5 separate regions of the Homo sapiens genome follow, and all the other regions are linked to region 5. Evidence: chromatin loops called from intact Hi-C (ENCODE). Cell type or tissue: heart left ventricle. All regions are shown on one strand. Links, peaks and the distances in the headings refer to the core of each region. The heading gives the core; the rest is flanking DNA. Region 1 overlaps SGMS1 (sphingomyelin synthase 1). Region 2 overlaps SGMS1 (sphingomyelin synthase 1). Region 3 overlaps SGMS1 (sphingomyelin synthase 1). Region 4 overlaps SGMS1 (sphingomyelin synthase 1). Region 5 overlaps SGMS1 (sphingomyelin synthase 1).

Evidence for each region. A loop is a pair of places that touch in the nucleus more often than their neighbours do. Peaks named below come from ENCODE experiments on the same cell type or tissue, not always from the same donor. Only the 100,000 strongest peaks of a DNase experiment are listed, where the experiment ranks them.
Region 1: a loop joins it to region 5, with 2.9 times the contacts of the local background. A loop is called at or near these places in 4 of 110 quality-filtered maps.
Region 2: a loop joins it to region 5, with 2.1 times the contacts of the local background. A loop is called at or near these places in 7 of 110 quality-filtered maps.
Region 3: a loop joins it to region 5, with 2.2 times the contacts of the local background. A loop is called at or near these places in 3 of 110 quality-filtered maps.
Region 4: a loop joins it to region 5, with 2.4 times the contacts of the local background. A loop is called at or near these places in 11 of 110 quality-filtered maps.

The regions. Positions count from the first base shown.
Region 1 is chr10:50,369,770-50,375,935 of GRCh38, forward strand. All of the region lies in intron 6 of SGMS1 (sphingomyelin synthase 1), which reads right to left. Among named protein-coding and RNA genes, the nearest start is that of ASAH2, 120 kb to the left of the region's middle. In heart left ventricle, for the core only: no CTCF peak of the experiment used is centred there; no DNase peak of the experiment used is centred there; H3K27ac peaks cover 2,237 bases.
Region 2 is chr10:50,321,981-50,328,146 of GRCh38, forward strand. It overlaps SGMS1 (sphingomyelin synthase 1), which reads right to left. Exons shown (of 11, transcript NM_147156.4): 8 at 5,225-5,342. Among named protein-coding and RNA genes, the nearest start is that of ASAH2, 74 kb to the left of the region's middle. In heart left ventricle, for the core only: no CTCF peak of the experiment used is centred there; no DNase peak of the experiment used is centred there; H3K4me3 peaks cover 1,798 bases; H3K27ac peaks cover 2,844 bases.
Region 3 is chr10:50,442,232-50,448,397 of GRCh38, forward strand. The region is part of intron 5 of SGMS1 (sphingomyelin synthase 1); the gene reads right to left. Among named protein-coding and RNA genes, the nearest start is that of SGMS1, 180 kb to the right of the region's middle. In heart left ventricle, for the core only: no CTCF peak of the experiment used is centred there; no DNase peak of the experiment used is centred there.
Region 4 is chr10:50,493,964-50,500,129 of GRCh38, forward strand. The region is part of intron 3 of SGMS1 (sphingomyelin synthase 1); the gene reads right to left. Among named protein-coding and RNA genes, the nearest start is that of SGMS1, 130 kb to the right of the region's middle. In heart left ventricle, for the core only: no CTCF peak of the experiment used is centred there; no DNase peak of the experiment used is centred there; H3K4me3 peaks cover 674 bases; H3K27ac peaks cover 1,634 bases.
Region 5 is chr10:50,551,930-50,558,095 of GRCh38, forward strand. The region is part of intron 2 of SGMS1 (sphingomyelin synthase 1); the gene reads right to left. Among named protein-coding and RNA genes, the nearest start is that of SGMS1, 69 kb to the right of the region's middle. In heart left ventricle, for the core only: CTCF peaks have their summits at 1,082 (motif pointing right) and 3,121 (motif pointing right); no DNase peak of the experiment used is centred there; H3K27ac peaks cover 2,387 bases.

The DNA.
Region 1 (6,166 bases), core at 777-5,776, 180 kb before region 5:
ATCTACAGTCATGTGTCACTTCACGACGAGATACCTTCTAAGAAATGCATCATTAGGTGATTTTGTCATGGTGTGAACATCACAGAAAATGTATCTGGACAAACCTAGATGGTGTAACCTATTACATACCTAGGCTGTATGGTATAGCCTATTGCTTCTAGATTAAAAACTTGTACAGCATTCTACTGTACTGATTATTGTAAGCAACTGTAACATAATGGTAAGCTTTGTGTATCTAAATGCAGAAAAGGTACTGTAAAAATATGGTATAAATAATAAAAATTGGACACCTATAAAGGGCACTTACCATGAATGGAGCTCGCAGGACTGGAAGTTGCTCTGGGTGAGTCAGTGAGTAAAGTGGTGGGTGAGTATGAAGGCCTAGGACATTACTGTACACTACTGCAGACTGTCAACACTGCACACTTAGGGTACACTGAATTTATTTAAAAGTTTTTCTTTCTTCAATAATAAATTAACTTTATCTTACTGTAACATTTTACCTTATAAATTTTCTAATTTTTAAAATGTTTTGACTCCTTTGTAATAACACTTAGCTTAAAACACAAACGCATTATACAGCTGTATAAAAACATTTTCTTTATATCCTTATTCTATAGGCTTTTTTCTATTTTTTAAATTTTAATTTTTTTTTTACTTAAAAAATTTTTTTTTTTTAAACAAAGACACAAGCCAGGCATGGTGGCTCACACCTGTAATCTCAGCACTTTGGGAGCCTGAGGTGGGCTGATCATGAGGTCAAGAGATTGAGACCAGCCTGGCCAACATGGTGAAACCCTGTCTCTACTAAAAATACAAAAATTAGCTGGGTGTGGTGGTGCATGCCTGTAATCCCAGCTACTCAGGAGTCTGAGGCAGGAGAATCACTTGAACCCAGGAGGCAACGTTTGCAGTGAGCCGAGATCGTGCCACTGTACTCCAGTCTGGCGACAGAGCGAGACTCCATCTCAATAAAAAAAAAAAAAAAGACACAAACATACACATTAGCCTAGGCCTGCACAGGGTCAGGATCATCAATATTACTGTTTTCCACCTTCCACATCTTGTCCCACCAGAAGGTCTTCGGGGCAATAACATGCATGAAGCTGTCATCTCCTGTGATAATGATGCCTTCCGGAATTCCTCCTGAAGGACTTGCTTTATAGTTAACTTTTTAAAATACATAAGTAGAAGGAGCACATTCTAAAATAATGATAAAAGGTACACCATAGCAAATACATAAACCATTAACAGAGCCAAATACTATCATTATCAAGTGTTATGTAAGGTACATAATTATATATGCTATGCTTTTATACGGATGGCAGTGCAGTAGGTTTGTTTAGACCAGCATCATCACAAATGTGAGTAATGTGTTGCACTAGGATGTTAGGACAGCTATTACACCAGTAGGCTATATAGGTTTTTTCATCTGTGTTATAATCATTTGGGACCACCATTGTACAGATAATTTGTCATTGACCAAAATGTCGTTATGCCACGCATGACTCTCCTTTCCATTGTAACCACCATGGTTCAGGTGGCATTACATTTCATCAGAATTACTGCCAAAGCTTCCTCAATACTGCTCCCGTACACACCCTATCCCATCCAAACCCAAACTGCACAAGGCAGCAAGAGAACTTTTAAAACTGTGTAATTCTCATCTTTGAATTATTGCAGTAACTTCCCACTGTTCTTAAAATAAAACCCACACTTCATTATTTCATATTGTACAAGACCATTCCTGCCTTTGTATGGTGGAGTTCTACAACTGCACACTATACTTCAATTACTTTGGACTACTTGTAGTTCCTACCTCACAGACTTTGAACATGCTATTGTCTCCACCTAGAACACCTCCACCCTATGTTTCACATGATGGGCTTCCAGTCAATATTCAGGCCTCCACTCCCATGTCGTCTCTTCAAATAAGCCTTCTCTGAGCATCCTCTCTGACTTAGTACATTCTGTGCTGCTGTAACAGAATTGAAGGCTAGGAAGTTCAATCTCAAGGGACTGGCATCTAGTGAGGGCCCTCTTGCTACGTCATCCCATGGTGGAAGGCAAAAGGGCAAAGAGGGGGTGAGCTCATCCTTTTATATAAGGGAACCATTCCTGTGATAATGGCATTAATCCATTCATGAAGGAAGAGCCCTCCTGTTTGAACCACTTCTTAAAGGTCACACCTCAGAACACATTGCATTCAGGATTAAGTTTCCAACACGTGAACTCTGGGGAACACATTCAAACCACCGCACTCTTATCTATATAATCTTACTTGCTGAATGTCTTTCTGCCTTACCAGAATCAAAGCTCCATAAGGGAAGGTCCCTTGGTTGTATTTTTCATTATTGTATTCCCAGGAGCTAGCACGGTGCCCGGCACATGCTAGGCAGTCAATATAAATACGTTTCATGAACAACAAAAAGCGAATACTAGAGAAAGAAGGTGGCCAACTACGTTTGATCATAACATACTTATTAAATCTAGATTCTTCACAGTATGAGACCTATTATATTAACTTCCTTAAAACTTACTTTTCCCCAAATATAAAAAAGAACAAACCTATAAACTGGAGATTTCATCAAAGAAAATTAATTTTTAAAAATAAGTAATCTCTTAAAAAACACAGCTAATAGGCCGGGCACACGGTGGCTCACGCCTGTAATCCCAGCACTTTGGGAGGCCGGGGAGGGTGGATCACGAGGTCAGGAGATCAAGACCATCCTGGCTAACATGGTGAAACGCCATCTCTACGAAAAATATAAAAAATTAGCCGGGTATGGTGGCAGACGCCTGTAGTCCCAGCTACTCGGAGGCTGAGGCAGGAGAAAGGCGTGAACCCAGGAGGTGGAGCTTGCAGTGAGCCCAGATCATGCCACTGCACTCCAGCCCGGGTGACAGAGCAAGACTCTGTCTCAAAAAAAAACAAAAAACACACACAGCTAAGATTTTTACATGGGAAAGTATATACCTCCTTTAATCATACCATTTCTTTTTGAGATTTGCTCAAGGAGGAGAAAAAATCAGTGAGCCCTACTGGCCTTGGTAAAAAATTTCTTAAATATATAAAGGGAATCAGTCAACCTTAAGAGAAGGTCCAGAGAGGTTCCTAATTTTTTTATTCTTTGCTATAAGAAAAGGAAACTTAAATCCAAAGTCAATGCTATAATATAAAAAAAATATTCAAAACATTATTTCACATTTGTACAATGATAAAATAGTTGACTTTTTTCTTCAGATTGTATATATAGCCATCTTCCACATAAAATTTAGCCTTCATTCTTTTCAAAGCTATCAAAATCCTCCTCAGCAGTATATTTAATCAGATTTCTAAGGGTATCATCATAGGAAATACAACCTAAACACAGGCCCTTATAGATGTTTCCCAAAAGCTTTTGAAAGTATGATAATTTCCACATCCTTTACAGATGAGTTGTTCATTAATTTGTATGAGCAACTGAGACACTGGTAGGAATAATAAGATAATACAGGCACATCTGAGCAACACAGTATCAGGATGGCATGTCCTTAATTATTCCTTCCCAAACAGGTCCTACGCACTAAAATAGAACTGCAGGCATCACTGTCCTAAGTTGTCTTAACGCCCTGATCATGGAATGTTCAATTTTTCAAAATTCTGGATGCATTAATACCCAAACCATTTGATGAAAAGTCAGTTTCATATATGATGAGAGCATTATGTGATCATAACCTGAGACAGTGGCATGGCTCATTAAAAGCTTTTCAAGATTTTGTCAAATGATCTAAAGATGTAAACTGTAAGATCAAACAATTTAACTTTCAAATGTCACAGGTTACTTCAGTATAAAAGACAAATAAGGAACAAGGAAAAATACGGATTTAATTTGTAAAAGAACAAAACGTCAGTCATAAAGATAAAAACTGGAAAAATGACTAAGAGCGGCAATTATGTATTAATACCACATTGGGAGAAAAAGATTCTGTCAGTACAAGAGGTAAAAATCTAGCACCTAGAAATACCCAACAATGGCTTCTAAAATTATTTCTGGAAACTACTTTCTTACCATAAAATAACCATTAGCAGTCCCATAGGTATCTATTCCACATCTTGACCATGTGCTACTCCTATGGTAGAGGAGTCAAACTATCCACATAATATTAAGAAGCTAAGTACACATTATATAGACATCCTGTTCATTATAAGAATTTGATCAGCATTCAGAGAACAGATTATGAAAGCACTCTGGCAAAGGCATAGCCACATCAATTGCACTGAAGACACAGCTGAAATTTATCTTCTATTTATAAACCTAATGAGCTTTTCTCTTTGGCACAAAGCAGGCCAGCACTAAGCAGCTAATGACTGATTATATTAATATATATTTACAAAAGCCAAATCACTGAATCAAAATAAAATCAAACATTTACTAAGCACCTACTATGCACAAAGCATTGTCCTGGGCATTCAGTGAACCACAAAGAAACATACACCATGGTTGCTGCCTAACTAGGTTAAAACGTCCAAAACCAAATTCCTGCTCTTCTCCTCCAAGCCAACTCCTCCTGCATGCCTTCTTCAGCTTAGTAAATTGCAATTCCATTCTGTCATTTGCTCTGGCAAAGACTCCCAGCTGGTGAGTACATATGAGAGTGCACTCTCTCCAATCTGTGCTCCCCCCACCCCCACCCCCATTATCTAATCTATTAGAGCAATCCTATCAGCTTTATCTTCCAAATATATCCAGAAACCAATCACCTCTAACACTGTGTGGTCTGTTTCTACCCTTGCCTCTTTAAAATCACTTCTATGCTCAAAACCCTTTGTGCTGGATCTCACTCCAAGTAAAAAAACCAAACCTCTTTCTTACTAGGCTCCATAAGGTCCCAAGTGATCTGGTTCCTGCTACCTTCCTGACCTCATCCTCTTCCCTCCTCTTAAGAATCCTCACTCATCCAGCCTCTCCCCACTTGCCCATTCTCACTTCAACCACTCTGGCCACTGTTTCTCTAATATGCCTACTATGCTCTACCTGAGTCTTTGCACTTGAGGGCCCTTCTTCTGGAATATTCTTCCCCAGATATCCTCATAGCTCACTCCTTTGCCTACTTCAAGCCTCTGTTCAAATATCCTTAATATCAACTGAATGTCCCTTGACCACAACCTTTCATACTCTGTATTTTACTTGTTTAATGCCTTCGCAGCCCGAGGCAGGTGAAAAGTAAGATAATCTAGGATTGAGGATGGGGATAACAGAATTTGCAGAACTCAGGACAGAGGGAACAAGAAATTCTAGGGCTGTGGTCAAGACTATTAAAAAAACTGTGACCACAGGTTAGGTTAGGGAGCCTGGGCAACCAAGCAGAAAGAAGTAAGGAAGTGGGATTAGGTAATTTCCTGGAGCTTGAAAGGAGAACAGGTTTGGTGGCTGTCTTGAGGGACTGGTGATGACTACAACATAAGAGGTGGGAAGGCAGACAAGGTAGAGATTTCTGGGCTAGAACAACCTAAGAGACAAAAAGATTTAAGGGTGTGACTGGTGCTTGTTAGTCTAGTCACAGAACATTGAGCACATGGATTTGTAAAATGGGTCATGGTTGAGAACACAGAAGGCATCAAACTTGATGTAGAGAGGAGGAATTTTTAAGAGTCAGGCATTACCTTGTAGCAGGCATGGCTCATGATAGCTATCAACTGGAGTGGATTCAAATAAAGACAGGGGGTGAGAGCACTGTAATTTATTAGTTGGCCAAGGCACAAATCTTGAGAAGGAGGGTTTGGCCACCATGGGAGAAATGATCAGGGGACAAGCTGTTTTGCAGAGTGGGACACATTTCTTTCAAGACAGAATGGAAGAGAGAGGAGTCAGGTGGTATCAGATTGAGAAGGGCTTGTCCTTGTAGCTTCACAGCCTGGCTGAAGTTCCACACAGACGTGAAAGATCGGAAGTAGTATAGATGGCAGAAGGCAAACACTAGTGTGCCCAGATTAAATTATTTGATCACATGTGGAAGTGTACAGACCTCAAAACAGCAAAGCATACAAGATGTATGTAAAGACTTAGAATGATATGAAAATAAAAATAACCCTTTTTTCCCTAACTAGTTTTCCTCACATTTTTTTAAGAGATGGGGTCTCACTATGATGTCCAGGCTAGACTCAAACTCCTGGATTCAAGCA
Region 2 (6,166 bases), core at 420-5,419, 230 kb before region 5:
AGTGGCAGAGAAGAATATGAAGGCTGTTCTGCTGTTGCATTTGTATTATATTGATCCACTGAGCGATCAACCTCAGATGCCACCCAGACATAACCCTGTCCAAAAATGGGCTGTGTTCACTTATGTCAGAGGCAAAAATTAAAACAAAACAAAACATGTTTTTCAAGTTCAAGAGAATCATTTCACTGAAAACTCCACATTGGATTAATGCACTAGCCAGCTGAGTGTCCCTGTCTTAATGTACTCTCTCTCTTCTCAAAGGTTTTCAAATCTAAGGTCACCATGGAGACCACAAAACACGCCCAAACATGCATCTCATTTTACTGTTTAGTCACTATTAGATTAACTCATCTGATTATGAAAATGAGAGTCGAAAACAGTGCAAGTTATTTCTTCTCTTCTATTAGCATTAGGCTGCCTGTTTATCTGGGATTTTTTATTTTAAGGAGTTTGTTAAAACAGGAAAAACCTTACCAACGGGAAGCTTACAACACCAAAGAATTCTCAAATATTCTGCCCCTTTTCTAAAGAAACCAGTATCATAAACAGTTGTAAAAAGATGAGAAGAGGGGCCGGGCGCGGTGGCTCACGCCTGTAATCCCAGCACTTTGGGAGGCCGAGGCGGGTGGATCATGAGGTCAGGAGATCGAGACCATCCTGGCTAACAAGGTGAAACCCCGTCTCTACTAAAAATACAAAAAATTAGCCGGGCGCGGTGGCGGGCGCCTGTAGTCCCAGCTACTCGGGAGGCTGAGGCAGGAGAATGGCGTGAACCCGGGAAGCGGAGCTTGCAGTGAGCCGAGATTGCGCCACTGCAGTCCGCAGTCCGGCCTGGGCGACAGAGCGAGACTCCGTCTCAAAAAAAAAAAAAAAAAAAAAAAAAGATGAGAAGAGGTTGTTTTCAGGATGGAACACACGGTCTTTGGAGCTATGATGAGAGTAACATGGGCTAATCAAGGTATCAAAAATTTGGCAGCCTCCAGTGTAAGCCATGCACATGTATACCACCATGGGATATGCCAGAAATTTGCAATCTAGAAACTGAACACATCCACTTCCCTTTTCACTTCCTTTTCCCAGTGGCTTATTATTGCTGCAGAAACATTTATGGGAAGCCTACTTTTCCTCACAGCCTGATCATCTCATAGGATTATTATTTCTCTGAGCGATTATATTTTGTGAAGAGTATACTGCCATCGAGTGAATGAACAATAAGACCAATTTTTATAATCACTACTGTATACTTGTTGAAACATTTTTCTTAGGAGCTGCACATTTTGAGTACTGGCATTAAGGGAAGCATTAAGTACACTAATTACAGCATTTTAATGGCATAGTGAAACCAAGTTTAAGTTCACATGACTGTATTAAGCAGGAAGTCATATTCTAAAGCTCAACTCTCCTCCCTTACAGTTTAGTGATATTGAGTAACTGTCAGAGTATCCACCAAGTGACAGGCCTTAATTGGTATCTCAAATAATAGAATATCCAATTCTGGAAGCACTGTGCTTTCTGTAACTTGTTTCTGGGCCTTTTCATCCATATCCACAGCTTTAACCACCATCCAGAATATGATGATTCACAAATATTTATTTTCCAGCCTGATGTTTCCCTCAGCTTTAGACTATATTGCTAACTATCTTGGACATCACCACTTAGATATCTCACAGATACTTTAAACTCTGTGTTTAATCCAACTCATTAACTCTCATTTCCTCTATACCATGTCATTATACCAGTGTAAAATCCAGCCCTTGGAATCTTTCCCTATTCTCATTCCCTGCATGAAATCTATTATCAAGTTGTATCAATTTGGTCTCTTAAATATTGCTCAAGTCTGTTTCTTCCTCTCCATCCATCCTTAGGGCCAGTAGCTTAGCTTGAGGCCCTTATCACAGCATTTTACACATTTATTACATAAGTTACAAATTTAAACTAACAGATTTTAAGGTGTTTTCCACAAAGGTAGGAACTATATCTACCTTCCTCATGCCTCATACTCTAGCACCCAAAGCACAGTAGGTCCCTAATGTATGTTTGTTAAATCAGTTCTCACTGGATAAATAAGAGTCTAGGGGTTGAAGCATGATGACAATACTAAGTCCTCTTCTTACTTCTGTATAGTGCGTTACACCCACAGAGCCCCTAGAAACTGTCTCCTTCCACACCTATAACTCCTTAAGACAGATTTCAAAAAGCATCATTAGCTCTGCTTTGCCATTTAGGGAGGGAACTGAGGCTCTGAAAAGTTAAATGACTTGCCCAATGCTAGTAAGTGGTTGTGTAAGACTGTCTTAACCTTAACTTTAGTGTTCTTTTTACTATTAGGTAAGTTTGTATTTTTACAGGGGCAATTAAGTTCCCTCTCTGTACAATGGTTCAGAGAGAGATGGAAGATTCAGTGGCGATGATGTTCAGACATCAAATAGAACTTTGGCCTGAGTGACTTTTAATAAGGTTCCTCTCACTTCTGATTCCCTTAGCCCTAGGTATGATTCTAAAGTAGGCAAAGCTGTCCTCTGAGGCTTCTCTCCAGTGTCACCCTTTTCTGTCTTCAGATACTCGTTCTCAGTGGAGGATTCTAGCCCTTGCCTGACCACTGAATTTCTTAAGCTTGATCTGCCATCCAAGAGGCAGCACCAAGCCTTCGAAGCCTTTCCCAACTCTTGTGCCTAGCTTCAGAAGTCTTTCTATTCCACCTGGCAAATATTCTGTTAACAAGCTAAAATTGAATCTAATTAAGTCTGCAGAGCCAACTTTCTATTCAGAGGAAACATAGAGCGACACAAGTCACTTGACACCACAAAGAAACAAATGGATAAATCCAGAAAGTGGGATATTCTGTAGGACTATTAATCTAATGTCTACAGGCTACTGGTAGAGGGGTGAAAGGAAGAAAGGACTGCTTTAGAATTATAGACTTAAAAGACAGAACAAGTAAATGTAATATAAAGATTTTGGACCCTAATTTATACAAACCAACTGTAAAAAAAGGAAAAGCATTTTAAGACAATCAGGATATCGCATCAACTTGTAATTGCTGATATCACAGAATTACTATTAATTTTGTTGAACACCAATAGCATTATGGTTTTGTACTAAAATGTTCACAGTTTTTAGATGCGTACTAAAGTATGTGGAGGTGAAATGACGTTACCTGGGAGTTGTTTTAAATACTTCAAAAAGAAAAAAGAAAGGAAACAAATGTTGCAAATCTTGATAATTATTGAATCTGAGTGTTGGGTTTATGGGAGTTCCTTATAGCAGTTGGGATACATGTGAAAGTTTTCAGAATAAAAAAGTGTATTCTAAATCCTTTCTTCCAAGAGTCTTATTCTACAAAATTAGATTTTGTAGTAATTAGATTTAATGAGTTTTAACTAGTATTTTTTTCTAAGGTGTGCTAATATTTCACCTCCTACTGTTTAAGATTCTAGTTTCCAGAAGATCCTCATAGAATGAGGGCCCTAGTTGGGATTTCTGGCAACACAATAAATGAGCAACACGTTTGAGTTTGGCTTTTGTGAACAGTTCCTGCTGCTACTTCTGTGTTTACGAAGAAAACCCACAAGCTATTCTTAGGCAAAGAATTTTGGTTAGATATGTTGATGACTCAAGCTGACTATGTAAGAACCAATGGCTCACCAAGTATGGGCTTGCCAGCAACTGGCGGAGCTACAGTAGTCCTCAAGAAGAAACAAGTTTAGAACCAGAGTAGGGAGAAAGGCTACATGGTACGGCCCCTCAATACTGGATCCATCTTCAACATGTGCTTGGCCAGAACCTACATCTACCTACCCCTTGGTAGCAAAATTTCCCAATGCACAGACTTTTTTAAGGAGCTGAATTAAACTTAGGTGAATATCCTAAACTGTCAGTTTACTGCTGAGAACATGCTGCTTATCAAGCCAGGCTCCCAGCAAGAGTCCATATCCTTGGATTTTCAATGACAACAAGATATTCCCTATAACCCAGGAGCTACAGGTGAGTGCTTGAGAGCTTTTACAGACAATAAAAACGATGTGAAGCTGGCTTCTTTGGAAGGGCGAAAGAAACTGCAAGAAGGAGAGTGCAGGGAGGCAGGATGGCTGATAGAGAAGAGTGGAATGTTGAGAACATTGCTTTTGTATGACAGCTCTTCCAGAGGTAAGGAAGTAGTGTGTAGCAAAAAATAAAAAAAATTAAAAAAATTAAAAAATTAAAAAAAGCAAAAAGTTAAGTAAGAAATGAGCTATCTCTGTAGGCACATATGTAAGTTTAGCAAAGAAAAGAGCCACAGGAGACATACAAATTAAAGAGATCCAAAATTTCATATGATCAAATTAAAAATCCAGAGTGAATTTTTCAGCTCTCTTTCCAAAGATTCTATCAAAGAGAACATCTCTTCTGGAGGAACAAAAGTACAAAGCAATGAGACTGAAAGTGTTTGGCTGTTTCACCCACACAGGTATAATGCAAAGAAATGATCTCAAATACATCAGAGTATACTATATTTTCTCCCACCAAAAATCAAGGAGAGAAATTAGCCTCTTTTAAAAATTCATTAAAGAGCTTTAATGTACATAAATATTTTAACAATAAAATCTGCTAATTATTTCACAGAGTTCCAACGATCACCCTAGTTAAAAATTCTTCCAAGGTAAAGGTTAGGAGGTGAAGAGTGTCATTTGAATCTGATGGAAAGGTAGAGACAATAAGAGAGGAATAAAGTTTATTTTTAAAAAGACTTCTTTGTTACTAGAGAAAATCAATAAGGCAATATATTACCCCAGAGAACAGTGATCTTATTTGGCTTGGTTGAGGACTGCAAGGAAATAGGAATACTTTCTCTTCCTGGCTCTGCTGTAGGGATTAATAGAAAGAAGGAAAATGGAAAAAATGTCACTTGAAATCGAGCTCTCCCTCCGAGGGAGAGGAAGCATATAAAAGCTTCTGGATGCGTGTCAAAGAAATGAATGATATTTTAACAATTTGGCAGGAAACCAAAGAACTACACAAAGCTTAACTGCTTCCAACACACATTTCCCCAGTTGGGAGGCACTGGCAGGGCTTAGAGATTCTGGGAAGGGTGGGGCTGCCTGGCCATATCATTTAGTAACATTCTCAGATAGAGGAGTGACTCCACTGTATTCTGAAGAAACGTTTTCCTGCAACCTCACTCAAAGGACCCCAGGGCAAGACAAGAAACAAACAGAAAGCGAAATTACAGCGAGGAATAGTTTACCTTCGGAGAACAGTTGAAATGCATACCAGGTACTGGGAGTGTAGTTACATACATTGTAATACACCGATACAGGTACAGCGTGCCAACTATGCAGAAAAATCTTCTGCTAATAATAGACCTAGAAAAAGGGAAAAACAGGGCAGATTCTCAGTCAAGAAATTCTGTAGGTTCATTTACTGTAATTTTTCAATGACTCAATAAAAACAAACCCCAAAAACTACTTGAGAACTTGAAACCAGAATGTTGTAACTATGGCTAATACCAGATTAAGACAAAGATTTTGAGAATAACGTTGTGTGGTGCTTTTTAAAAAATATATTAACTGGCCAAAAGTGCTTAAACTGGTTTATATTGCTATTAATTAGGCTTCATGAGGCCTTAAACTTGAGTTGACGTTCAACTGTCGGACATACAAGTGGAGCCCACGCTGATTGGCCAGAACCCACTCAGTATCTGTGGTTAAACATTTAGTGAGTATTTTTGCTGTCATCAAAGGAAGATCTTCAGAAAATCAGAATGATATTAGAATGAGAATTTAAAACTTTTATGCCATTTAATGAGTCAAAGACATTAAACAATTTTAGTTGTACATCCCAGAAACTGATTCTCTGAGGCAACATGATGCCAAGAACGAACCTATGGAAAAACAGCATTCAATCTCATCCCATTCCTTGACTACCACTGCAGCTTGGGATGCACATTTACTTCTCTGAATCTCAACTTCCTAAGAAGTAAAATAGGGGTAACAACATTAGAAATGATGTCTGAAAAATTCCTACCATATAGTAGGTACAAATGGTAGGTATCAAATGTATAGATTAAGTAGATGAATAAAAATATAAGCAAAAATTAGAAATAGTTTTATTATTATTAGGTTCTAACAAAATTATTTGATATATACATGTAGGTTTGTATCTATCTATATACATACACATGTATATT
Region 3 (6,166 bases), core at 783-5,782, 110 kb before region 5:
TTACATAGGTAAACTTGTGTCATGGGGGTTTGTTGCATAGATTATTTCGTCACCCAAGTATTAAGCCCAGCATCCATTAGGTATTCTTCCTGATGCTCTCCCTCCCCCACCGCCCCCCTCTGACAGGTCCCAGTGTGTGTTGTTCACCTCTATGTGTCCACGTGTTCTCATCATTCAGCTCCCACTTGTAAGTGAGAACATGCAGTGTTTGGTTTTCTGTTCCCACATTAGTTTGCTAAGAATAACGGCCTCCAGCTCCATCCATGTCCCTGGAAAGGACATGATCCTGTTCTTTTGGATGGCTGCATAGTGTTCCATGGTATGTATGTACCACATTTTCTTTATCCAGTCTATCACTGATGGGCATTTAGGTGGATTCCATGTCTTTGCTATTGTGAATACTGCTGCAATGAACATACCTGTGCATGTGTCTTTGTAATAGAACAATTTATATTCCTTTGGGTATATACCCAGTAATGAGATGGCTGGGTTTGTTTAATTTGTATAAGTTCCTTATAGATTCTGGATATTAGACCTTTGTCAAATGTATAGCTTGCAAAAATTTTCTCCTATTATTTAGGTTATCTGTTTACTCTGCTGATAGTTTCTTTAACTGTGCAGAAGCTCTTTAGTTTAATTAGATCCCATTTGTCAATTTTTGCTTTTGATGAGACTACTTTTGGCATCTTCTTCATGAAATCTTTGCCTGTGCCTATTTTAATGCAGATAATTTGAGCTTCCTGCTTTACTATTCAAACTGCACTTAATAAGAATGGTTTCCTTAGTGTTCTATGAGCAAAAATTTCAAAATAGAAAACAAGCCATGTTTATCTCATAAGTTTAGAATATTTACTTTTCCATAAATGTATATAGGAAAAGTCAGTCAATCAGCTCTCTCAGCTGGAGAGAACAAATAATAGCTAGACTAGCACTTAGATGCTTTGACTTTTGCAACAACCCTAATGTAGATAAGGCATCCCTGTTTTCCAAAGAAAAGCCTGAAGTTCAGAAAAATACAGTGACATGCCTAAGTTAACCTACTTACTAAGTGACGGGGCTCAATTTTAAACACAGTTCTTCTATTTGAGCCAAAGTTTGTGGTTTTTGTCTGCTAGAACACTAACCATGAAAACCAAAAATAACAACAACAACAAAAAAGTTTCTAAGTAGCCAGAGAAAAAAAGACAACATATGAGAAGAAGAAGAGGAATGATGGCAGACATCTCATTCGAAACAGGTGTCCAGAAAACAATAATCAACATCTAAAGAGAAGGAGAAAAAAAAGACTGAATGCCCACCTAGAATTCTATATACAACAAAAAAATCTTTTAAAAAATAAAGACATTTTCACACAAATGAAAATGAGAGATTTGTTGCCAGTAAACCCACACTATAAGAAATGCTGAAGGAAGCTCTTCAAGCTAAAGCAAAATGATACCAGATATAGATGTAAACCCATAGAAAGGAATGAGGAACCTTGGAAATAATACATTGTATGTTAACATAAAAGACTTTTTTTCTTAATTTATTTAAAACATATATGACTAATACATACTATATTAAAAGTATAATATTGTATTATATAGTTTGTGACATATATAGATATAAAATGTACAAAGACAATAGCACAACAGATGGGGAGAGGCAAATGAAACCATATTATTGTAGGTTTCTTATATTTTACATGAAGCAATACCATATTAATTCAAGGAAAATTTTTTACTAAGGGTGAATATTGTGATCTGCAGAGTAACTACAAAACAGTAGTGCAAAGAAAACCTGAGAGAAATGTAAATGTTATACTAAAAATATTCAATAAACAGAGACACAGAATTTTTTAAAAGTCTAAAGGATAAGACATATAGGAAACAAGTTTTAAAATGGTAGATCTAAAACTAACATGTCAATATACAGTAAATGTAAATAGACTAAACATTTAATTAAAAGGCAGAAATCACCAGAATACATTAAAAAATGATACTGAACTATATGGTACCTAAATAGATGCATTTTAAATACAAAGTCACAGATAAACATGTAATAAAAGGATATACCAGTAGAAACTCAATACAAAAACCAGACAAACATAATAAAAGAAGACTACAGACTTATATCCCTCATAAAACATACATGGAGAAATTCTCAACAAAATACAGTGCTGGCATAAGGACAGATGAATAGAACAATGGATCAAAACAGAGATCACAAATAGACACACACATATACGACCAACAGATTTTCTGACCAAGATGTCAAAATAATTCAGTGGGTGTAAGGATAATTTTTTCAACAAATTGAGCAGAAACAAATAAATATTCATAGGGAAAGAAAAATGAATCCTGACTCCTACCTCACACTAATAACAAAAATTACTTAGAGCTGAGAGTGGTTGCGTGCACCTGTAATCACAACTACTCAAGAGGCCGAGGTAAGAGGATCACTTGAGCCCAGGAGTTCATATCCATCCTGGGCAACACAAGAAGACCCCATTTATTAAAAAAAAAATACTTTGAGAGAGGTCATACAACTAATTATAAAAGCTAAAACTATAAAGTATTTTAGGAAAACGTAGAACAATGGCTTTGCAATGATGAGGTAGACAAAATACTACCAATAAAAGAAAAACTAGCTAGTTGGACTTCATCAATATCAAAACTGCTTTTTGAAAGACAAAGTTAAGAAAATGAAAAGGCAACCACCAACTGGAAAAAATTCACCATACATGTATCTGACCAAAGACACGTATCCAGAATATATAAAGAACCACCATAATTTAATTTTTGAAAAGTCACACAACCCAATTGTTAAAATAGTAAAAGATTTGACAAGATACTTCATAAAAGAGGACACATGAATGGCCAATAAGTACATGAAAAAATTTTCAACATCATTAGTCACCAAGGAAACAACAGGAATCTACAAGATACCACTTTACCTGCACTGGAATGCTAATTTTAAAAATACTGAAAAAAGCAAGAGTTGGCAAAGACTTGGAGTACATTAGAGCATCTCATAAGTTGCTGATGGGCATACTGAATTATAAAGCCCTTTAGAAAAATGTTTGACAATTTTTAAGTAAATTTTTTATAAGATTAAATATACACTTACCCAATAATATACTTCTAAGAACACACTCAAAAGACATGAAAACTTGTGAACTTGTGTCCACAAATGTTGCGGGAAGTCAGGGACCCCAAATGGAGGGACTGGCTGAAGCCATGGCAGAAGAACATAAATTATGAAGATTTCATGGACATTTATTAGTTCCCCAAATTAATACTTTTATAATTTCTTACGCCTGTCTTTACTGCAATCTCTGAACATAAATTGTGAAGATTTCATGGACACTTATCACTTCCCCAATCAATACTCTAGTGATTTCCTACGCCTGTCTTTACTTTAATCTCTTAATCCCGTCATCTTCGTAAACTGAGGATGAATGTCACCTCAGGACCCTGTGATGATTGTGTTAACTGTACAAATTGTTTAAACAATATGAAATCTGGGCACCTTGAAAAAAGAACAGGATAACAGCGATGTTCAGGGAACAAGGGAGATAACCTTAAAGGCTGGCTGCCTGTGGGCTGGGTGGAACAGAGCCATATTTCTCTTCTTTCAAAAGCAAATAGGAGAAATATCACTGAATTCTCTTTCTCAGCAAGGAACACCCCTGAGAAAGAGAATGCATTTCTAAGGGGAGGCCTCTGAAATGGCTGCTTTGGGAATGTCTGTCTTTTACGATTGTAGATAAGGGAAGAGATAAGCCCCCATCTCCCCTAGTGCTCCCAGGCTTATTAGGATGAGGAAATTCCCACCTAATCAATTTTGGTCAGACCGGTTGTCTGCTCTCAAACCCTGTCTCCTGGTAAGATGTTATCAATGACAATGCGTGCCCGAAACTTCATTAGCAATTTTAATTTTGCCCCGGTCCTCTGATCTCACCCTGCCTCCATTTGCCTTGTGATATTTTATTACCTTGTGAAGCATGTGATCTCTGTGACCCACACCCTATTCATACACTCCCTCCCTTTTTGAAAATCACTAATAAAAACTTGCTGGTTTTGCGGCTTGCTGGGCATCACAGAACCTGCCAACATGTGATGTCTCCCCCAGACACCCAGCTTTAAAATTTCTCCCTTTTGTATTCTTTCCCTGTATTTCTCAAACAGGCCAACACTTAGGGAAAATAGAAAAGGACCCATATCGAATATCAGGGGCTGGTTTCCCCCGATACACAAAAAGACATACAATAATGTTCACAGTAGTTATATTCATAACAGCCAAAAACTGTAGACCATCCAAATGTCTATCAATAGGTGAATAACTTCATGCAATAGAATACTACTCAATAGCATGATACATGCAGTAAGAGTATGAATCTATAAAACACCAGCAAGTGGAGCAAAAGACACCAGGAGCATAAGCACACTCAGTATAACTACATATCTGAAGTTCTGAAAGAGGCAAAATCTACTGATAGAATCACACTCGCACACGTGTTTGCCTCTGGGATGGCACACCTGACTGAAAGTGGACACAAGAGAACTTTTTGGGATGATAGAGATGTTGGTTCACTATTCACTTCAAATTTGTACATTGTATAAATTATACCTAAATTTTAAAATAAATCACAAAATAATTTATTTGAATGAGTTCTGGAGGAGATATGGTCTCTCACAGGTCAAAAGTGTTTCTTTCTTATCTTGGGGAACAACTTCTAAAGCCTCAAAAATAGAAGGTGTGTGTGTTTAATTTACACATGTCATTTTTGAAATATATACCCAATCAAAGCAAAGGAAAACAAACTATTGTCTGCTTCCTATCTAAATAGTCTTTGAACATTTGTTCCAACCAAGGAGAATTAAAAGCAATCTGTCATTTAGATTTTATTTAATTTTACTTACCACATTAACAATTTAAAGGTTACTTTTAACAATTCAAGGGAGAGAGACTCAAAAAGAAAATAAACTATAAAACACAAATCCAAATTTTCTAATGTCTTATTCATTCTAAAATACTAAATTCCTACTATAATCCAGGTAAGATGATAGTCACTAGAGAAATGAAAATTAAATTTTACACCCTGCTGTTAAGGACTTCTAAGTCTAGTGGAAGAGATATACATAAATAATTACCTTAAAGTATAAATAAGTGTTCTTGAATATAAATTGGTAAAAACCTTACTTGGGGAAAATGTATCATTTCTTTCCTCTTTAAAATTGTAACACTTAATACTGATAAATATTATGTAAGAAGTAAACAAAATAAAGTCAGTTATTCCTTCTGAAGGAAACAATAATTTTAAGAAAAAAATTATTTTATTAACTATCTCAATGTAAACATATTTCTTAGCTCAAAAATATAACCCATATTGTTTCTGCTTCTTTTTAAATTATTTTTAATTGACAAATAAAAATTGTACATGTTTATCACGTATAACATGTTTTGAAATACATATACATTGTGGAATAGCTAAATGGAACTAACTAACATATGCATTACCTCACACATCCTGTTTTGTGGTAAGAATACTTCAAATCTACTCTTTTATCAATTTTCAAGCATATAATACATGGTTATTTACTGGAGTCATCATGAAGTACAATAGATCTCTTGTCCATAGTCATTTTAAAGAAAATAATCCCATGTGCAGCAAAGGAGACTAGGCAACTTGTCCTATACCACTTCCTCACACCCTTCACCCCCAAATTCCACAGCTGGTTCAACTGGGATAGGTTCCAGTGCAAAGTAATCTGAAGGCTAGTCAGGAACTGTAGTGACTCCCTCAAAATGAAGAGATGGGATGGATCAATTCACAGTCTCAGGAATCCAAACTGTGAAACAAATTCTTTCTCTTTCATTTTCTCCTGAGCCTACTTTTGTCCCCACCACTGTATATTCAGCTGTTTGGGAAGCTGAGGCAGGAGGATCACTTGGGCCCAAGAGGTGGATGGAGGCTGTAGTGAGCTGTGATGGCTCCACTGCACTTGAGCCTGGGCAACAGAGCAAGACCTTGTCTCAAAAAAAAATTAATGAAAAATTTATCTTCTAAAACAATATAAGAAGAGTATATTTTTTAACATTTTTCTTTAATATCTGGCTTAAGAGAAAATCACAAATTCCCTTATTAATGTCTGCAGTCAATCTATTGTGATACCATATACAG
Region 4 (6,166 bases), core at 489-5,488, 58 kb before region 5:
ATTTTTTGTATCTTTAGTAGAGATGGGGTTTCACCATGTTGGCCAGGCTGGTCTCAAACTCCTGGCCTCGTGATCCACCCGCCTTGGCCTCCCAAAGTGCTGGGATTACAGGCATGAGCGCCTGGCACCTGGCCAGAATGGCTATTATTAAAAAGTCAAAAAATAACAAATGCTGGCGAGGTTCTAGAGAAAAAAGAATGTTATACACTGTTGGTGGGAGTGTAAATTAGTTCAACCATTGTGGAAGAAAGTGTGTTGACTCCTCAAAGACCTGAACACAGAAATACCATTTGACCCAGCCATTCCAATACTGGGTATACATTCAAAAAATAAAAATCATTCTATTATAAAGATACATGCATGCCTTATGTTCATTACAGGACTATTCACAATAGCAAAGACATGGAATCAACCTAAATGCCCATCAGTGGTAGACTGGATAAAGGAAACGTGATACATACAACGTTGTATACTATGCAGCCATAAAAAAGAACAAGATCATGTCCTTTGAAGGAACATGGATGGAGCTGGAGGCCATTATCCTTAGCAAATTAACACAGGTACAGAAAACAAAATACCACATGTTCTCACTTGTAAGTGGGAGCTAAATGATAAGAACACATGGACACGTAGAGGGGAACAGCACACACTGGAGCCTTTCAGAGGGTAGAGGGTAGGAGGAGGGAAAAGATTAGGAAAAATAACTAATGGATAGTAGGCTTAATATCTGTGGGATGAAATAATCTGTTCAACAAACTCCCATGACACCAGTTTACCTACATTAAGAAAAAGGCCGGGCGCGGTGGCTCACACCTGTAATCCCAGCACTTTGGGAGGCCGAGGCGGGCGGATCACGAGGTCGGGAGATCGAGACCATCCCGGCTAAAACGGTGAAACCCTGTCTCTACTAAAAATACAAAAAATTAGCCGGGCATAGTGGCGGGCACCTGTAGTCCCAGCTACTTGGGAGGCTGAGGCAGGAGAATGGCGTGAACCCGGGAGGCGGAGCTTGCAGTGAGCAGAGATCCCGCCACTGCACTCCAGCCTGGGCGACAGAGCGAGACTCCGTCTCAAAAAAAAAAATAAAATAAAAAAAAATACAAAAAATACAAAAAAAAAAAAAAATTAGCCGGACGTGCTTGCAGGCGCCTGTAGTCCCAGCTACTTGGGAGGCTGAGGCAGGAGAATGGCGTGAACCCAGGAGGCGGGACTTGCAGTGAGCTGAGATCGCACCACTGCACTCTAGTCTGGGCAGCAGAGTGAAGATTCCGTCTCAAAAAAAAAAAAAAAAAAGTTAAGAAAAAAAAAAAAGGATGTGCTGTATCTGTCAAAGTGTGGAAGAGGCTTAATTAATGATTAAACTGTACTTCTCTGAAATAAAATTTGGCTAAAATGCCTTAATTTTAGGAGAAAATGTTTAAATAGAATGTGATCTATTTGATCTGCACTTTTTCACAAATGCAAGCAGGATAGAAACCATGTTAATCAAGTTAAATTCTGTAAAAAGACTGGTCATTCATACAATAGATGTTCAAAATCTAGCTTTACACAGACCAACAGTTAGGCTCCCAATATTTAAATGTACATATAAACATAGAAGTTTATTCTACAGATGTACTGAAGAATGTGTAAAATAACGAATATAAGGATATACTTCTCAATATTATTTATAAAAGCTCTAAGGTTTAAGTAGGGGGCTGGCTAAAAACATTTTGTTAATTTCATATATTGAAATTGTCCAACTACATTAAAATAAATTGAATAGATTTCTCTGGCTGATATGGAATTGTCACCAAGAATTATAAAAAAAAAAAGAGCAAAGTTTGGAATAGTATGCATATCATACACAGAACATGTTTGTATCTACATAGAACATATATGGAAAAATACATAAGAAAATTTGGCCTATCTCTGGGGAAGGCAAGGGAGAACTGAGATGAAAGGGAGGATTTTCACTTTCGGCATCCTTCTATGTTGTTTACAGAGCTTTTTAAAGTCATGTGCACGTATTTCCTTTTTTTAATTAAAAAATGAACAATTTTTTAAAAATAAAACAGCAGACACTCCATACCTGTCGGTTTTCCTTTATACTGAATCCAGTGTGTTACATGATAAGCATGACCAATGCAGACAGATATTACAGTTCCTTGCTTCTCTGCAAAACCACCAACCACCTTTCCTAAATTTGAGTAGATGAGGCACATGCTGTGCAGGAAAAGGGCCTACAAAACATTTGAAAAGTGTGTTTTTGTATTCTGGTATAAATAATTCTTTAATGGCTCTAAATGTCTTTCTGCCTTTATTGTCAAGCTGGCAGTAGTACCTAGCACGCTGTCTTGCATAAACTTCAAAAAAAGTACTCTGCTGGTCAATGGCTGTTCTTTATCCTCCAGCCAAATGCCTAAGGGACTGTATGAACCTATTCACATCAGTGAACATCAACATACAGCTTCCTTACCAGACAGAATCACACTGTGTACTCTACCACCACTCCACACTATGCCCATCACCAAACACTACCCAGAAAAGCAACGAGGCACACAGCACTAGTAAATGCCCCATTTGTCCTGTTCCTCAACAAAACACAAGCCAGCCCACTTAATAATGTCCAGAAGCTGTTATATATTCCAAGTAGGAACAGACATGGCCAGAGCTGCCTAATGGCTCCCAGATCCCAGTTTAAAGACAACCCTAGGCCTTCCTATATCACATTCCAGGTGATCCCATGGCTTTGGGAGAATAAAAACAGCTCCTCTCTACCAGTACCTAGGCCTGGCTACCATCTCAAATTCATTATGAGCTGTGTGATCTTAGGCAAACTGCTTAGCCTCTCTAATCCTGGATGTCCTCATCCGCAAAATGGTGCCAGTAATGTCACCCATCTATATAGCTCACAGAGCTACAGTAAGGATAAAGCTTTTGGCATCCAAGTAGTCCTCCATGCATGTCAACTAATGTCACTACCAACATCTTTAGACACAAACCCACAGCAGCCTCCTGTTTGGTCTCCCTAATTCCACTCTAGCTTCCACCCACTGGTAAAAGTGATCTTAAAAGGGGGATATGGTAAAGTCATCCTCCACCCTTCTTCCAACACTGAAATGTAGAGACAGCTCTACTGTCATTAGAATGAAGTCCAGAAGGCTCGATGCAAACCTCTCCAAGTGTCAACGATTAACGATGAGAACTCTGCCTCCACCCACACCTCTCTTCCCCACAATAGGGTAGCCTTGACAGATGATCCTAATTCTCCTTTGATGACATTTTCAAACTTACAAAGTTGTCTAATAAGGATCATTATGCACTTCAGTGTGAGCTCCATTCACCACTATACTGCTCACATAGCTATCAACTAACAAGAAATGTTGAGGACTCATCTTTTCAAGAATTACAATCTATACAACCCATAATAGTGTTAAAGCTGGAAGACATGACAAACAAGCTTCAGTGTTCTATCATATTAAACTTGTCCATATGGAGCTGAACAGAACCAGTGAGATTATGCAAGAGAAGCCAAAAGGTAAGTGAGTATTAAATACCAGATCCTGGCCGGGCGCGGTGGCTCACGCCTATAATCCCAGCACTTTGGGAGGCCGAGGCAGATGGATCGCCTGAGTTCAGGAGTTTAAGACCAGCCTGGCCAACATAGTGAAACCCTGTCTCTACTAAAAATACAAAAAATTAGCCGGACGTGGTGGTGCATGCCTGTAATCCCAGCTACTCAGAAGGCTGAGGCAGGAGAATCATTTGAACCTGGGAGGCGGAGGTTGCAGTGAGCCAAGATCGCACCATTGCACTCCAGCCTGGGCAACAACAGCAAAACTCATCTAAAAAAAAAAAAATTCCAGATCCTTCAGTTGACAGGTCAGACCAGATGATTCATCCACCTACCATCTAACACTGTGCCTAACTGAAATGCATGACTTTCAGTTAGAGGTTTCACTTTGGACATATCTGTTTACCTATTTGAATGTGAGCCCTAAGTTATTTTTATATTTTGCTTTTCCTCTCAGGCTGAGAAAGCTGCTGCTAAAAACTCTCAGAGTAAAAGTATGCTGATATCACACTCCAGGGAATTTGGTTTCTAAGAAAAGCCCACTCATTTTTAAAAGACAAGATGAAGAGAACACAGACTTCAAGCAAGTTGGGAGTTAGGGAAATATAACTCAAGGTCTCAATGACTTGCCCACCACCCCTGCTTTTTCAGCAATGCTGTTTGGGGGAGGGGATCATGGTAACTTAACATGGGAAAGATGTGATCGGATAAAATCTCTTTTATCATTCAGAGGGAAGAGGAATTCACAACCAATCACTTCAATCCTTATTTTCTTTTTAAAGCATTATTTTTATTGTGGTAAAATATACATAACATAATTTATCACCTTAATCATTTTTAAGTATATAGTTTTATGGCTTTAAGTACATTCACATTGTTGTGTAACCATCACCACCATCCATTTCCAGAGTGTTTTCAACATCCCAAAGAGAAATTCTGTACCTATTAAACAGTAACTCCCCTCTCAGCCCCTGGAAACCACCATTCTACTTTCTGTCTTTATGAATACACTAGGTACCTCATATATGTAGAAGCATATAGTATTTTTCCTTTTGTGACTAGCTGATTTCACTTACTATAATGTCCTCAAGGTTCATCCATGTTGTAGCAAGTGTCAGAATTTCCTTCCTTTTTAGGGCTGAATAATATTCCATTGTATGCAAACATCCTATTTTGTTTACCCATTCATCCATCAATGGGTATTTAGGTTGTTTCCTCTCCTTGGTTATTATGAATAATGCTGCTATAAACCGGGGTGTACAAACATATCTTCAAGAACCTGCTTTCAACACTTTCAGGTCTAAACCCAGAAGTGGAATTGCTGGATTATATGGTAGTTCTATTTTTAATTTTTTTCAGGAACTGTCATATTGTTTTCCATAGCATCTGTACCATTTTACATTCCCACCAATAGTGCACGAGTGTTCCAATTTCTTCATATCCTGGCCAACATTTGTTATTTTCTGGGTTTTTTAATAGTAGCCATCCTACTGGTAATTCTTTAAGTATTTTTATTTTTAAACTGGCTAATAGAATTAAACTTTTGTCCCATCTATGCAATTGGCTAAGAATATTAGAAAACCTGATTTTCATGAGTATGCTACTATTCACTTTCTGAGAGGTAATTTTAATAATAGCAGCTGAGATTAAATTTTAAAAATAAAGCTTTGGACACAAAACCATCCTGTATTCAAATATGAAACAGCTACTTCTGAAGCAAAGTACCTTCCCTAAGCCTTGGTTTTCTCATTGGTGAAATGGAGCTATGAATATCCATTTCTTAAAGTTCTTGGGAGAATTCACTTACGAAATTGTACAAAGCACTTAGCATGCTCTCTGGCTCCTAAGAAGCACTTAAAGAAAGACAGATGATGATAAGGAGGAGGAAAGTCTCATTATTGCTGGTATACCACTAAAAGTTAAGTCACAAAAAGGTCTCTTTAGCATTGAAATATACATATCCTTTCCTCAACTACTCCCAGATGACCCTGTTTTACAATTCATATATATACTCACCAAACCTCAAGATTGTCACTGTAGACAAGATAGTATTTTCTTATATACAAATTATAAACATAAATATTCTTTTCCCAAAGGCAGGATATTCAGGTAGGACAATAAACAGTGGTAGCATATCACAAAATTATACCTTTTTTCAGTTTGAAAAAGTGGTAACAAGAACTTGTCATATATTTTAAGTTATACTTAATTTAGTTACAGCAAAAAGGTAGAGTGCACATTGTGAGACAAGATTGGTTTTCCCTCTTCTCTTGATTAGTTAATTAAAAAGTTAATGCCAAATGGCTATATTTTAAACGTATGGCTTAGGCTAAATTCACATATTGTATCTAAAAAACAAGCTTGATCAGCCTGGCGCAGTGGCTCACGCCTGTAATCCCAACACTTTGGGAGGCAAAGGCGGGCGGATCATGAGGTCTGGAGTTCGAGACCAGCCTGACCAACATGGTGAAATCCCGTCTCTACTGAAAAATACAAAAATTAGCCAGGTGTGGTAGCATGTGCCTGTAATTCCAGCTAGTCAGGAGGCTGAGGCAAGAGGATCGCTTGAACCCGGGAGGTGGAGGTTGCAGTGAGCCAAGATTGCACCAC
Region 5 (6,166 bases), core at 721-5,720:
TCAGGGTTGGCAAACTTTTTGTGTAAAAGCTCAGATTTTTTAAGCCCTGCAAGCCTATCCCCTACTCTGCTATTATAGCACCAAAACAGTCACACGCAATATGCAAACAAATTGATGTGGCTGTGTTCCAATAAAACTTTATTTATAAAAACAGGCAGAAGGCTGGATTTGGCCCACAAGTTACAGTGTGCCAATCCTTGGTCTAGAGAATCAAGTCCAAACTCCTCAGACAGGCACGCAAGGCATAACCCACATTATCCCTGAATCATTTAATTTTGTATATTTATCTTGGTTTTATTCTGTCCAATCAATTCCAAGCATGTTTAAGATATTAAGTAACAAAAAGTCAGTTAAAACACACTCTATGCCTTCAAAAGACTAACAGGCAACAAGTAACTCAACTCATGCTTCCTAAGGCATCTTCAAGTATTTTTTGATATGTAAGTAGACATACCCTTTAAAAAGAAGTGTTTTGTAATCAACTAAGTCTGAGGAATCCTGGGTTTGACAAGGTTAAGCAGCTTTCATTGCCACAGGAATTCTCAAAGCCTTCATTGTGCATTGGGAATCTCCTTAAAGAGGGATATATTACACAATGACTCTCAAGTCTGTTTGACAACAGAATTCTTTCACATTTTTAACATCTGTGTCCTGCAAAACAGTTAGGAAATTGTTGACGTTAAGCATACTCCTACAAGGCGGACTGAAAGTTCTATTAATATTTGCCACTGTAGTAGGCTAAATAGTGCCCCGTCCCCCGCCAAAAGATATCCATGTCCTAATCCCTGGAATCTGTGAATGTTATCTTACATGGCAAAAAGGACTTTACAGGTGTGATTAGGTTAATGACCTTGAGATGGGGGGATTATCCTGGTGGGCTCTAAATGCAATCAAAGGTATCCTTCCTTGTAAGAGGGAGGTAGACAGTGACCTGACACCAAAGAGAAGAGAAGAAGGCAGTGTGAACACCAGAGCAAAGATGGGAGTAGGGCAGCCACAAATCAAGGGAGGCTGACAGGCACCATAAACTGGTAGAGGCAAAGATCAGATTCTCTCCTAGAACCTGCAGAGGGAGCACAGCCCTGCCAATGCCTTGATTAAGTCACCACATTTGTGGTCATTTGTTACAGCAGCTACAGAAATGAAAACAACCACGGTGCCAATCACAGCCATGGTGTTGTGATCTATGCCGACACTAAATATTCTTAAATGAAGTCACGTTAATGTTGTCCACAATAAGCTCACAATTAGCCTTAGTTAGCAAGGTTTTATCATCCACTTAAGGGAAAGAGTATAATTCAGTGGTTAACACTCTGGACCTGGATTTAACCCCTGGGGTTCAAATCCCAGCTTTAACATTTATTAGTTAAATATACCACCTTGGTCAAGGTGTTTAGCCTCTTTGTTACTCAGCTACTTCGTCTGTAAGATGGGATGATATTCATAGAGTTGCTCTGTGGGTTTAATGAGACCATGCACAAAAAGTACTTAGTATATTTCCTGACTTTACAGTAAATAAATGAAAACTCAATAAAAGAAAACTATTATTACATTATAGTATTACTGATTTTTAAGACAAAAAAATCTTTCACCCCAAGCTACATCTCATCATATTCTTCTATTTTCAGTTTGACAAATTATAAATCTTTACCCAATTTCTAGCTTGGGGCATTTAAAATGACCTCAGCAAGGTAAGGCAGGTGGAAAAGTTCATGCCTGCGTCTCTGAACCACTGCTTTTAGGTATCTGACTCAATAAACTATGACAGCTAATAGCTCCAAGACATGTGCTTCATGTGATGTGCTAAATTCACGTCACTCACTGAAAAGCCTAAAGTTACTCTTCTTGCATAGGTCATCTACATTAGTTAAATCAAAGTGCCAACAAAGGCCCATTTGCTAAATTATAAGCTACTGATGCTCCACTAGATAGTTTTTATCTTAATATTTAGTTATACTCAAAGCAACAGATGAAATTATTCAGATAAGACCCAATAAAGGAAAGGCACAAGGCACCTGAAAACAGAAGGGACACATAGGGTCTTGGTACAATATATGAAAGTCTTCCCAGCATGTCACCCAACTCACTCTGCACCTACAATCACCACCTAACCGTCACCTACTGCCACATCCCACAGCATCTCCAGCCTACACAGGTGACTTGGGAGTAACCATACATCATGCCTAATTAAAAATATGGGATCACCATTAGTCAAGAGGTGCTTGAGACTCAGAGCTTTGATTCCTAAAAACTTTAAGAGCCTTCTATTAAAACTGAAACATCCCTAGAAAAAGTAGTATTTTAATTCTTTATTAGTTACATACTGCAGTACTCATTGTCAGTAAATACACACAAAAACCCGTTCCGGTCTGTCAGTCAGGGAAAGACTATCCTGGAACTCACCAAAACCTCATTAAGGCCTACTAATTTCAGAAAAGCAAGCCTAAGCAAATGAAAAATTTAAACGTTAGTGATTTTTAAGAAGCACAACCTATATATTTTAACTTTAAAATATGAGTTGTAAATCCAAATGTCAATGGAGCCAGGCAGGGAAGACAGTTCCAGCTGGCAGGTATGAAAAAACAAAGGTTCCCTGCTAGTGCAAGTGGGAAGCGGCCTCTCAGCCCAAGCCAGCTGCTGCTAGAGGGAGTATGGCATGCAGGAGCAGGCTGCAGCCACCCAATGCAGGCACCGAGAAGGTTCAGGGGCTGGCCCCACCACAGCTCATCTAAAATGATTGGCTTTCTAGTTGCTATTCTTTTAAAATTATAAAAGTCATATGGGTGAATAAATTTAGTTCCAAGGGATATAAATTAAGAAGTAAAAGTCCTTCCCTTCTACTCCCCCAATTGCTAACAGATTACATCACTATGTATTCTTTTTCTAGACACACAAAATGTTCTACAAGTTGCTTTTTTCACTCAACAATATGTCGTGGACATCCTTCCACATCAGTACATTCAGATCTACTGCATTCTTTTTACCAAAAGCAGTTAGAGCACAGAATTTCAATGCTGGGAGATGCCTGAGAGGCTCTAGGCCAACTCTTTCCATTTAACAGACAGGGTTCCCAGAGGTCCTGGACACCTCTAACCATATAGGAAAGAAGCCAGAGCCTCCCCAAATGGGGTCACGCCAGCAGGTGTCACCAGCATCATGCCCTCATCTCTGCTATTCAAAGGAGCCTGAGCCTCAGCAAGAAAGAGGCCAAGGCTTCCCACGTGGCAGGTGAGAAGCAAGGGAGACAAAATTATCTTGGAACAAAGTAATGAATTGTAATCAGTGAAAAGCCTCACAAACATGAACTCTGTATTTTTTATTAGCAAATACCTAGAATCACTCTAAATTCATCCAAGTAACTCAATTAAAATATTAAAATTCACTTACCAGTCATATTCTACCTAGTTCCAAAATACATCTGGATTGGAGTCAACTCAGAATTGCATAAAGTTCACCATCTTCCTGCTTTGAGGCCTTAAAGAAACAGGGCAGGACCTGGCTCACAAATAAGCTGCTTATCTGAGCCAGCCAGAAGATTCCAATTACAGGGCTTCATGGGTACATCCAGAGCTGCAGCAGTGTAATAAGGAATGCGGTTGAGGCCTCTGCTTCAAAGATCATTCTTATACAAGGAAACATTTATTAAAAGAGGGAAGAACTGTAAACTTCCTATTTAAAATGTTAATTTTGTTAGTGACTCAAGGTACTGAGAAGCTAACTAAGTATTCAGACCTTCAGAAACTCCAGTTTAGCTCCCAAATATAGAAAAATCTCTCTATCTAAAGATATAAACTCCCTGGAGGCCAAAGCCTTCCTGCATGGCTAGCTTTTAAAACATTTTAGGAAACTTGACCTCAAACTAAAATCAGCATTTCAGCAAGGGTTACTTAGAGCCTTTGAGAAACTATATTTCATAAAAACACCAATTTCAGAAATATGTTGTTCTCTACTAATACACACAATTTGCTTTGTAAAAGAAATGCTTAGTCTTTTTCCAGTATTCTTTATCTTAGCTCAACGGAAAGACCATCTAATTGCCAGGCTAAAAACAGGGAATATTCCAGAATGCTCTCATTTTCCCCTCTCCTCCATTCCCAAAGGAGATGCATCACCACCACACCTACCCACCCTGTCTCTTGACTGTTTCACTTCTCCAACCCTTTGGTTTGGATTCTTACCAAATCCCAGGGGGTCCATGACAACAGCCTCCTAATACAACTCTCGGTCACCAATCTTACCTGTCTCCTAGCTGTTCCATACAAAACTGTAAGAGTAACCTCATTCATTCATTTAACAAATAACTACAGAGCCTCTACTATGCAACAGGCAGTGTTGCAGCACTGAAGATAAAGCAGTATACACAACCACTGCCCTCAGGACCACCCCACAGTAGTGTCAGACAAGTGCTAAGTGCCATGGAGGAAACAGAAAGCAGGCAGAGGGCCAGAGAGTGCTTGGGGGCTGGGTTATTTTGTCTAGAGTGGTCACCAAAGGCCTCATTCCAAAGGGGACATGTGAGCATGTCCTAGAGGAAGGGGAGTGAGCAAACATGTCAGGGGAAGCACATTCCAGGGAAAGCGGAAACAGGTGTACCACAGGAACATGTGCCAGGTGTATCTCAGGAGAGCAAGGAGGCCAGAGTGAATGGAGCACAATGAGCCAAGGGAACAATCATCAGAGGTAAGATCAGAGAGACCCCGTAGGCCCGCACAGACGCAGCAACAACTGAGAAGTTTGTCTGGAGTGAAATGAGAACAGTGTTTCTGTGTAGTAACTCCTTTCCAGAATTTAGTTGGAAATTTATAGGTTTTGCAGAATCCCTAGAAAAATCAGATGAGAAACAGCAAAAACAGTATTATAATTTTCTTGCTTGCTTAGCAATCAACATCAAGTCCACTGACAAGTCCAAAGCAAGCACAGGAAATGCCGTCCTGCAGAGGTAAAGGTTAAGGCCAACATTTCCGAGAACTGAGACAGGAGTGTGCAGAAGAGAAGAGCCCCAATCCAATCACTCAGTCTTCCTTGTAGCTGTTCCCATGTTCTAAGCGTGAGTTCGATGTCCTGTCTGCCGCCAAGGGTGAGTCAATATTGCAAATAAAATTAATATTAATAAGCTTCACATAGTAGGCTTTATACAAATACTGATTATATGCAGTGCTGTTAATCTTTCTAGAAGATCCAAATGTTAACACGATCAGATAATGCTCATAGGCATTTTCCAGTGCTTGAATATTCACTAGGGTACAGTTCTTTGTAAACAGTACATGTAAATACTATTGAACTTAGTATCACTTATTTATTAAATAATTTTTTAGATATTCACAATAATGAATAAAGAGCAAGAAGAATGTTGGAAGTATTTTAAAAAGATAAAGTAACTCAATTAGCTTTTTGCTAGCTATGTTTTAATCACAGAAGTATGAAGCATCATTATTAGTCATTTGGAAAAAGAATTCTTGAGTGATATGCTTTTAAAAGAAATTAGTAATAAATTGCTTACACATAGGAATAAAGATCTAGTACTGCCCACTAAATATTTAAGCAATATTAGTTGTTTATCTGAGGTGAAAAAAGAATAACTGTTTTGCTTTGGCAAACAAAAATAGCTCAATTACTAAAATTTTTAACGAAAAGACTTTTAAAAGGAAAATATGCTTTAGCAGAAGAAATGCAAAAAAAAAAAGGTAAATGTTGTAGAAATTAGAACCTGATATAAAATCTGAACTAGCAAAAATAAACACACAAACTCTAACAGCAAAAAAAAAAAAAAAAATGGCAGCCAAAAAAATTTGTATTGTTAGGTTTATATGAGCTTAGGAAACCTTAATCTTTTATAACAAGCAATCAGCATACCTGCCTTTTGCTGCATAGGAGACTCTACCCACTACTTCTAACTTCCAAGGCTACTATACAAACAAGAGAAACACATGGGGAATTATTTCCCAACTGTAGATGGACTGACAGGGAAATAAAGATAGGAGGAGAAGGAAAAACTCAGTAGGTTTTGAGTTTACAAAGGTAACTTACATAGACACCGTAAGTACCAAACTCTACTTCAGCCAATTAACTTATTTATATAATCCTCACAGCTGCCTTAAGAGACAGTTATTATAATTACCTTCTCTCACCTTGAAATTAAGAAACTGAGTCCCAGGGAAGTTAAGCT